2 separate regions of the Homo sapiens genome follow, and region 1 is linked to region 2. A link is an interaction called in ENCODE POLR2A ChIA-PET data of the cell type or tissue named here. Cell type or tissue: Panc1. All regions are shown on one strand. Each heading gives the region's core, and the rest is flanking DNA. Links, peaks and the distances in the headings are about the cores only. Region 1 has its middle 38 kb from the start of AXIN2. Region 2 has its middle 120 kb from the start of LINC02563.

Region 1 (5,380 bases), core at 104-5,103, 190 kb after region 2:
TAGACAGCACTCTAGATCACTGTTATGGGTTGAATTGTGTCCACCCAAAAAGATATGGTGAGGTCCTAACTCCCGGTACCTCAGAATGTGGCCTGATTTGGAAATAAGGTCTTTGCAGATGTAATCAAGTTAAGATGAGGCCAGGCCTGGTGGCTCACACCTGTAATCCCAGCACTTTGGGAGGCCGTGGCAAGTGGATTACCTGAGGTCACGAGTTCGAGACCAGCCTGGCCAACGTGGTGAAATCCCATCTCTACTAAAAACACAATATTAGCTGGGCATGGTGGCACATGCCTATAATCCTAGCTACTCAGAAGGCTGAGGCAGGAGAATCGCTTGAACCCAGGAGGCGGAGGTTGCAGTGAGCCAAGGCAGCACCATTGCTCTCCAGCCTGGGCAACAAGAGTGAAACTCTGTCTAAAAAAAAAAAAAAGAAGAAGAAGAAGAGGAAGAGGAAGAAGAAGAAGAAGCCAGGTGCAGTCGCTCACACCTGTAATCCCAGCACTTTGGGAGGCTGAGGCAGGTGGATCGCCTGAGGTCAGGAGTTTGAGACCAGCCTGGTCAACATGGTGAAACCCTGTCCCTACTAAAAAGACAAAAAATTAGCTGGGCGTGGTGGCAGGCACCTGTAATCCCAACTACTAGGGAGGCTGAGGCAGGAGAATCACTTGAACCCGGGAGGCGGAGGTTGCAGTGAGCCAAGATCGTGCCATTGCACTCCAGCCTAGGCGAAAGAGAGAAACTCCATCTCAAAAAAAAAAAAAAAAAAAAAAAAGGAGGGAAATTTGATTTGATTTGGACACAGACATGTCCAGAGAGACAACTGTGTGGAGGGATGCAGGGAGAAGGCCACGTGAAGACTGGAGTTGTGCTGCCACAAGCCAACAAATGTTTGGGGCTACCAGAAGCTGAAAGAAGTAAGGAAGGCTTCTTCTCCCCGAGGTTTCAGAGGGACCATGGCCCTGTTGATACCTTGACCTCAGATTTCCAGCCTCCAGAACTGTGAGACAATATATTTCTGTTGTTCTAAGCCTTCCAATTTGTGGTACTTTGCTACAGCAGCCCTAGGAAATGAATACAGTATTTTAAACAGAAAGTAAATTAATACAGAGAACCTGGCACTTTGAATTTTGTTTAAAGAGTCGACAGAGGCCGGGCGCAATGGCTCATGCCTGTAATCCCAGCACTTTGGGAGGCTGAGGTGGGTGGATCACAAGGTCAGGAGATCGAGACCATCCTGGCTAACATGATGAAACCCCGTCTCTACTAAAAATACAAAAAATTAGCTGGGTATGGTGGCAGGTGCCTGTAGTCCCAGCTACTGGGGAGGCTGAGGCAGGAGAATGGCATGAACCTGGGTGGTGGAGCTTGCAGTGAGCCAAGATCACGCCACTGCACTCCAGCCTGGGCAACAGAGTGAGACTCCGTCTCAAAAAACAAACAAACAAACAAAATATATTTACTCCCTGTCTCATGGATAAATAAGTATGCAATTAAATAATCACAATTTCGTTACAAATTAGAATGCAGGGAAATGAATGAAGGAAGTTCTGCAATGGAGAGGATCAGACGGTCACACACATGGATCCCATAGTCAGAGAAGACCTCTGACATTCGAGACAAAACCTGAAGGCTAAAAGGAGACAAACGTAGGAAAGGGTAAAGGAGGGTGCGTGCCCAGCAGAGGGGCTGCATACACAAAGCTCCTGAGCAGCAGGTCACTTTAGGGCAGTGGACCCCAACCTTTTTGGCACCAGGGACTGGTTTCGTGGAAGACAATTTTTCCATGGACGAGGGCGGCGTGGGAGAGATGGTTTGGGGATGAAACTGTTCCACCTCAGATCATCAAAGCATTAGATTCTCATAAGGAGCACACAACCTAGATCCCTCGCATACGCAGTTCACACACAGTTTGCACTCCTGTGGCGATCTAATGTCACCGCTGATCTGACAGGAGGCAGAGCTCAGACAGTCATGCTCCCTAGCCCGCCGCTCACCTCCTACTGTGTAGCCTGGTTCCTAAAAGGCCACAGCCCAGTACAGGTCTGCAGCCCAGGGGCTGGGGACCCCTGGTTTAGGGGAACAAGAAGGTCAGCCTGGAGGGAGCACAGAGGATTTGTTTTCAAAACTAGGCATTGGATGAGGTGGAGGAGGCCCTGTTCAGGGGCCGTGGTTCTACCTGAGGCAGACCCTTCTAAAACACTCCCTACACACACGTCTCCTGAGCTGCCAGACCTAAGGTCCTATACCGATTCTCCCTGTTTGGGCCCAGAGACTGTACCAAGCAGGCGGCCTGCTCCCTGGGATAATTCTGGTAATAGACAACATTTATCAAAATGCCTTTCTTTTTTTTCTCCAAAAATTAGCCAGGTGTGCATCTGTAGTCCCAGCTACTCAGGAGGCTGAGGTGAGTTGGGAGGATCGCTTGAGCCCAGGAGGTTGAGGCTGCAATGAGCCATGATCATGCCACTGCACTCCAGCCTGGGAGATAGAGCAAAACTCTCAAAAAAAAAAAAAAAAAAAAAAAGCTTTTTTTTTTTTTTTTTTTTTTTTGCTGGTGGTGGTTGTTTGTGTTTGTTTTTAAACCAAGTCACCACTACCCACTTCCTGAGACAAATCATGGAGTAGAGTCTACTCATATCAGATTTCTAAGAAATACAGTTGAGAAAGTGAGATAATAACCACTAAGAAGGACGTAAAGCATTCTTTTGATCCTTCTGTGTAATTTGGGGTGTTTCTATACAACTACATTATCTACTAAAGGTAAAAAAAAAAAGGGAGAGGAACATTTTTCTAAACCCTAAAACAAAAACAACTTTACCTGATTATTCAAGTAGACTGTAATATTTTCTCGGGGGTAATTGCCAATTTCCTTCTTTTTGACAGCATGATGATGACCCTAAAATTTTCTAGAGTGGGGAGAATAAAATGGGATTTTCCCCCCAAAATCCAACATTTCAGACTCTTTCACACAAACTGCCATCCTGGCTGCGAGCCCATAGAGAATTTCCAAGTACTGTAAGGCCCTGGGCTTGATAAAGAAAAATTTACAGATGCTTTGTGGCCAAAGGCTGCCTCCAGCAGCAAGTCTGTTTCCAAATAAAGCAAGCTGCAAACCCACTCTCCCACTGCCTTGGGCAAGAGAGCAGACGGCAGCCCCCAGGTGGTACAGCAGGAAGGCTGTGAGGGTGGATTCCACACGAGGAGCAAATGGTAACAAGTGGGTGAGACCCTCACCCATGTCACTATCACAGCCACTCTAGACAGAGGACTCACGTATTATCCTCATTGAACAAACGAGGAAACCATGGCTCCCTACGCGGCCCAGCTGCGAGTGGACTCAAACCCAGGTCTGCCCGACCCACAGCCTGCTCTTGACCTCTGATCATCTGGTTAAGAATTAATCAGATAAATAAGGCAGCAACATAGGGAAAAGCCCAGGAAGTGAAGGCGAAGTTATGTGATTTGAAGCTAGAGATGAAAAACAGGAAGATCGGGGGGGATTAAGGCAACAGGACGCTGGTGTGCACATGAGTCCCCTGGAGAGGCGGGAAACACGCAGGTCCCGTCTAGCCAATGGAATGGGGTGAGCCTCTGCCTCTCTCAGGCTCCCACGTGAGTCCACTCCATGGTCCTCAGACCACACTAGCAAGAGCCTGGGGGAGGGAGGGAAAGGTTTCTGGAAGAGTTGGGTCTTAAATTATTTGGGGACAAGGAATAGAGAAGCTGACAGCCCAAGCCATGGGTTTTAGCATTTTCTCTGGAGGCACAAATCCCTTTAAGAATCACATAAAAAATATAGACCCTTGCCTCAGAGGAAGGCATGCGCAGGTGATACTGTGAACAGTTTCAAGGGCTCTCAACTCCCAGAAGCACATCCACATGGGATTAGGAGGCCCTAAGTGTTAATATGACAGAGAAGCACAAAAATGGGCCCCTCTTAGAACAGGCAGAAATATACAGTTCCAAAATATATAAGAGCTCCTACAATTCAATAACAAGAAATCTAATAGCCCAATCTTTTTTTTTTTAATTGGAGATGGAGTCTCACTGTGTTGCCCAGTCTGGTCTTGAGCTCCTGGGCTCAAGCGATCCCCCAACTTTGGCCCCCAAAGTGCTAGGATAACCCAATCTTTAAACGGGTTAAAGACTTTAATAGACATTTCTCGGCCGGGGGCGGTGGCTCATGCCTGTAATCCTAGCACAGGATTGAGAGGCCGAGGTGGGGGAATCACCTGAGGTCAGGAGTTCAAGACCAGCCTGGCCAACATGGTGAAACCCCGTCTCTACTAAAATACAAAAATTAGCCGGGCATGATGGCAGATGCCTGTAATCCCAGCTACTCAGGAGGCTGAGACAGGAGAATCGCTTGAACCTGGGAGACAGTGGTTGCAGTGAGCCAAGATCACACCAGTGGACTCCAGCCTGGGTGTCTGAGCAAGACTCCATCTCAAAAAAAAAAAAAAAAAAAAAAAAAAAAGACATTTCTCCAAAGACACACAAATGGCCAACATGTATTTGAAAAGATGCTCAGTGTCACTAACCATCAGGGAAATGCAAATCAAAATCATGATGAGGTATCATCTCATACCTATTAGGATGGCTATTATCACAAAAAAACGAGTGTTGATGAGGATGTGGAGAGATTGGAACTCTTGTATACTGTTGGTGGGAATGCAAAGTGGTGCAACCACTGTGGAAAACACTTCGGAGATTGCTCAAAACATTTAAAATAGAGCCGCCATATGATTCAGCAATTCCACTTCTGGGTATTTATCAAAAATCATTGAAATCAAGTTCTTGCCAGGTGTGGTGGCTCACGCCTGTAATCCCAGCACTTTGGGAGGCCAAGGCAGGTGAAATACTTGAGGCCAGGAGTTCAAGAACAGCCTGGCCAACATGGCAAAACCCCATCTCTACTAAAAATACAAAAAATTAGATGGGCATGGTGGCGGGCGCCTGTAATCCCAGCTACTCGGGAGGCTAAGGCAGGAGAATCACTTGACCCCAGGAGGTGGAGGTTGCAGTCCATTGCACTCCAGCCTAGGCGACAGAGTGAGACTCCATCTCAAAAAAAAAAAAAAATAGAGATGATCAAGGTCTTGAAGAGATATTGGCACTTCCTTTTTTATTGCAGCATTATTCACAATAGCCAAGATGTGGAAATGACCTAAGTGTCCATCGATGGATTCGTGGATAAAGAAAATGTAATATAAATACACAATGGAATACTATTCAGCCTTAAAAAAAAGAGTAAAATCCTGTCATTTGTGACAACACGGATGAACCTACAGCACATTGTGCTAAATGAAATAAGCCAGGCACGGATTGACAAATACTGCAGGATTCCAGTTATATAGGTATCTAAGTCAACTTTGCA
Region 2 (5,380 bases), core at 151-5,150:
CCTACTTTTGGGAAAGCAGCCCCATTTCTTTGTGGCAGATTATTTCTCTCATCGAGGCCAATGTGTGGCCACATGACATAAACCAGGCCAATCCTAGGATGTGACTCTTGAGCTGAGTCACCTAAAGACACAGTGGTTGCAGCAAATTCTTTCCAACAGAGGCATTTTCATAACTGCCTGCTACTTCTCTCCACCCACTGCATTCCCACTGCAAGAGTGGCCCTGGTTCCAGCCCATTTTCCAAGTCAGAGAGTTTCTGTTGTTATGTGTGAGGAACTTTGTATCAGGTTACAGCCTCCACCTGAGATAAGGTAGACAGCAGGAGTAAGGGGAGCAGATCAGACTTCCTGAATTCCAAAATACCTGCCATAGTCAAATACAGCAGATTTGGAGGGTGTATTAGTCTGTTTTCACACTGCTATAAAGAAATGCCTGAGACTGGAAAATTTATAAAGCAAAGAGGTTTAATTGACTCACAGTTCCCCATGGCTGGGGAGGCCTCAGGAAACTTACAATCGTGGCAGATGGGGAAGCAGGCACATCTTACAAGGTGGCAGGTGAGAGAGTGTGTGAAGGAGGAACTGTCCAACACTTATAAAACCATGATAACTCACTCATTTTCATGAGAACAGCATGGGGGAAACTGCCCCCATGATACAATCACCAGGTCTCTCCCTCTACACGTGGGTTGTTGACACAATGGTGATTACGATTTGAGATGAGATTTGGATGGGGACATAGAGCTAGACCATATCAGAGGGTCACATTCCCTGGTTATAATTCTGCTCCCCTCATCTGGGCACAGATAGCCAAGAGTGGACCACATGATAATACACACACTTTCTCATCCCCCTTGAACAAGCAGGGGAAGGAGTGACAAGCAAGAAGGCCTTAAAGACAAGCCTCTAAACTTGCTGTTGCAATGGCATCCGATAGAAGTTCCCCAATCTGGCAAATCTTACAGGCTTTTCTTTTCCAAGAGGTCCCTTAGGGCCCTGAGTTGCCCTCATGACTCTCACCACCCTGCATGGTGATGATGTCATTTACCTGTCTGTCTTCCCCAAAGCCCTATTGAGACTCTTCTTATTTGTTTTATGTCCTCAGTGCCTACAGAGTGTCTGATATGGTATCCATGCTCCCACATTGTACATAGGTGAGTGAGCAAATAATTCTAGAAAGAAGATACGCTGCTTGCCTAGATGATAGATTTCTACCCCACCCGGAATAATCTTCAGTGGCTAGATGCTTGAGCCTGCCTGGCTTTGCTTGATGTTCAGAGCAGCATGTCCCAGAGAGTTCAGGTCATTCTGACATCCCAGCATTTTCCCATGCTAGGCAAAGCTGCAAGCAGGGGCAAGCCACTGCTCATGGTTAAGTGTTCGTGCTGTCTTCCTACTTCTGTGTATATTATGCACAGAAATGCATTATTTTAATTTGTACCCAAACCTCCCTACCCACTTCACATCTATATCCCAAACATGTATCCCTTAGGTCCAGGAGGCTGGCAGCATGGTGGCCTCAAATGCATAGCATTACAACTAATTTTAAGAAAAAAATCCAGAAAACAAAATCAAAAAAAGGCTACCTTTGTCTATTGCTACTCTTCGGGGTTGGATTCACCAATAATAAAATGAGGAATAATCATCCTTCAGATTGTCTCTTTCCTTCTCAGACCTGCTAAACACAAGCTACAGTAAGCTAAGGTCAATTTATTACTGAAGAAAGAAATTTTTAAATATTTAGTGTCGCCTAAGAGTACAGTGTTTATAAGTCTACAGTCATGTACAGTAACCTCCTAGGCCCTCACATTCACTCACCACTCACTGACACCCAGAGCAACTTTCGGTCCTGCCAGCTCCACTCATGGTAAATGTCCTATCCAAGTGTACCATTTTTAATCTTTCATACTGTATTTTTGTTGTACCTTTTGGATGTTTAGATATACAAATACTTACCATTGTGTTACTGTTGCCTACAGTATTCCATACAGTCTCATGTTACACAGATTTATAACTTAGGAGCCATACGCTATACCATATAGCTTCGGTGTGTGGTAGGCTATACCATCTACATTTGTGTGAGAGTACTCTATGATGCTTACATAATGAGGAAATCACCTAACGATGCATTTCTCATAATGTGTCATCATTGTTAAGTGGCACATGATGTCTCAATGTTGCTGGGAGGACTCAAGGAGCAAATAACTGTCAGGCGTATAGCGCTGTGGGAGACACTGTAAAGGCTCTGAATAATGACTGCTATGGTTGGATAGCAGCCCCCATGACTCCAGTCGGAGCTAAGTTAATTATTTCTCTGGCTCTGATTGCTTTGCCCATGAAATGAGAGAGGAAAGGGCTAGGCTCTGCACTTCAGCTGTACTGATCCCTCCATTCCCTGTGTGTATCTCATTCCTTCTCACCATTGGGACTTTGTGCTCATAGTTGGGGCACGGAATTAGTTAATATTAAATTACTTAGTTAGCATAGTTAGGATTAAATTCAGCTGCATAGAGAGAAAAATCTTTAAAGAAAAAAAACAACCAGTGTGTAAAATGATATAGGAGTTAATTTCTCTCCAGATAGGTAGTCTAAAGCTGATCTACCAGTTTCAAAACAATCAAGGACCTAAGCTCCTTCTATCTTGTTGTTGTACTATTCTCAACACATAGTTTCTACCTTGTGGCTAATATAGCTACTCAGTTTGGGCAATCATGTCTACGTTCAGCTAGCAGACAGTTGAAAAGTTAAGGCAAAAGGCACGTCGGCTCCTTATAAAGACATTTCCCGGAAGTTGCACGCAGACTTCCACCTATATCCTATTTGTCAGAATTTAATCACATGGCCTCACTTCCCTCAAAGGAGGCTGGGAAATATCGTTTTCATTCTGAACAACCATATACACAACTAAAATTTGTTGAAAATGTGTCAAAAGTTTAGTTCAAACTGAAATATGTTAAAAATCCTCTAGTACCATCGAGGAAACAATAGGTATACCAAGTATTGAGGTATAGCTAGCAGTCTGTGATACAGTATCCTCTTACCTTCCCCTCCTTCTCCTAGTAAACTCCCATTCATGAATTAGGTGAACAATTACTTTCACAAGGAAGTATTATTTCCATCCTAAAAGCCTATTCATTTCCTTTACAACATTTATTTTAGGTTGTAGTTACACATTTTAGTGGGATTATTTGATTAGCCCCTCTTTTTCTTCCTAAAGTATAAACACAATGAGAAGAAGGGTATTGTCTGATTTTATACACTCACTTTATCCCCAGTGCCTAGCATAGAATCTAAAATGTAGTAAACACTTAGTTAATAATGGAGTGAAATAATTGTACATTGTAAGGATCCTACTAGCTCTCACTTAACCATGGCCCTGTGATGTTTCTTACATTAGTTAGAGTGCCTCATTTGGCACCTCTCTAAGTTAGCACTTGAATTTCTTCTTCACAGATACACACAGCCTCCCACAGGACTCACAGCTCATCCTCAAAACTTACTGTAAAGCTACAGTAATCAAGACAGTGTGATATTGGTATAAAGACAAACAGATCTACAGAACAGAATAGAGAGTCCATAAATAGACCCATGCATACCTGGAATCTAAACAACTGACTTTTAACAAAAGTGTAAACACACTTCAGTGGAGAGAGAAGAGTCTTCTCAACATATGGTGCTGGAACAATTGAGTATCGATAAAATGAATTGGACATACTGGAAAATATTGAACATGAATAAAAATGGACAATAAAAAGAAATAAAGTTGGTCATCAATAAAAGTGAACTTTGGACATCAAAAATGAATAAAGAAATGTTGAGCCATACTTTATATCATGTGAAAACAAATTAACTTTAAATGGATCATTGACCTAAATGCTAATACCTAAAACTATAAAGTGTCTGAATGGAACTGAACTTTTGTGACCTGAGGGTTAGGCAAAAGTTTCTTAGAAATGACACCAAAATCATAATTCATACAAGAACAAATTATTAAATTGGACTTCATCAAAATTTAAAACTTCTGCTCTTTAAAAAAGACTTAAGAGAATGAAAAGACAAACTACAGACTAAAATAAAATATTTGTAAAGCATATATCTAATAAAAGACTTATGTCTAGAATAGGCAAAGAATGCTCAAAATTCAATAATAAGAAAACAAAAACAAAAAACCTAATTAAAAATAGTCAAAAGATTTGAAAAGAAGCTTTATCAAAGAGGATATATGGATGGCAAATAAGCACATAAAAAGATCCTCAACATCAATTAATTTAAATTAAAAGCAGAGAGAGATACAACAACATACCTATTGGAATGTTTAAAATTGGAAATGTCTGACCATGTCAAGTATTGGCAAGGATGTGGAGGAACTGTAACTCTCATATACTTCTGATGGAAGTGTAAAATGTAAAATGTCACACTATGGTACCTTGGAAAGTAGTTTGCCCTTCCTTCCTTCCTTCTTTCCTTCCTTCCTTCCTTCCTTCCTTCCTTCCTTCCTTCCTTCCTTCCCTCCCTCCTTCCTTCCTTTCTTCTCTCTTTCTCTCTCTCTCTTTCGTTCTTTTCTTTTCTCTTTTCTTTCTTTCCTTGCGTGTCTCACTCTGTCACCCAGGCTGGAATGCAGTGGCAGACAAAGGCTTCCTGCAGCCTTGACCCTCTGGGCTCAATTGATCCTCCCACCTCAGCCTCCTGAGTAGCTGGGACTACAGGTGTGTGTCACCATGCCCAGCTATTTAAAAAAAATTTTTTAAATAGAGATGGGGTCTCATTACGTTGCCCAGGCTGATCTCAAACTCCTGGAGTCAAGCGATCCTCCCATCTTGGCCTCCCAAAGTGTTGGGATCACAGGCATGAGCCACCATGCTTGGCTTCCATTTTTTAAAAAAATTAAATACTTAGCTACCATGTCATCCTACCATTTTACTCCTAGGTATTTATTGAAAAGAAATGGCACCATATGTTCTGCATGGCTTTTGCATGAATGTCTACAGCAACTTTATTTGTTTTTTTAATTTTAATTTTAATTTATTTGTTTTTTTAATCATCCAGCCCAAAATGCCAAGCAACTTTATTTGTAATAGCCCAAAGCTGAAAACAACATAAATGTCCTTGAACTACATTTATGTAGTTCTCATAACTCATAATGAGTGGAATACTACTCAACAATAAAAAGAAATGGACCATTGATACACATTACAACATACCTACATTATGCGGAGTGAAAATTCAAACAAAAAAGAGTACTAAATTATCTTATGTGTCTAAAATTGTAGAAAATGCAAACTAATTTATGGTGACAGAAAGCTGATCATGATTGCCTGGGGACCATCGAGAAGAGGGGAAGGGGCAGAGAGGAAGAAAGGATGAAATATGAAGAAGCGTGA

What was found. ChIA-PET counts read pairs that join two places held together with the same protein. Peaks named below come from ENCODE experiments on the same cell type or tissue, not always from the same donor. Only the 100,000 strongest peaks of a DNase experiment are listed, where the experiment ranks them.
Region 1: POLR2A ChIA-PET joins it to region 2 with 11 read pairs; 5 of 35 experiments call an interaction of 5 or more read pairs at or near these places.

Annotation. Positions count from the first base shown.
Region 1 is chr17:65,520,971-65,526,350 of GRCh38, forward strand. No RefSeq gene overlaps it. Among named protein-coding and RNA genes, the nearest start is that of AXIN2, 38 kb to the right of the region's middle. RefSeq lists an enhancer at 2,844-3,344. In Panc1, for the core only: no CTCF peak of the experiment used is centred there; no DNase peak of the experiment used is centred there.
Region 2 is chr17:65,332,398-65,337,777 of GRCh38, forward strand. No RefSeq gene overlaps it. Among named protein-coding and RNA genes, the nearest start is that of LINC02563, 120 kb to the right of the region's middle. In Panc1, for the core only: no CTCF peak of the experiment used is centred there; a DNase peak (open chromatin) is centred at 2,161.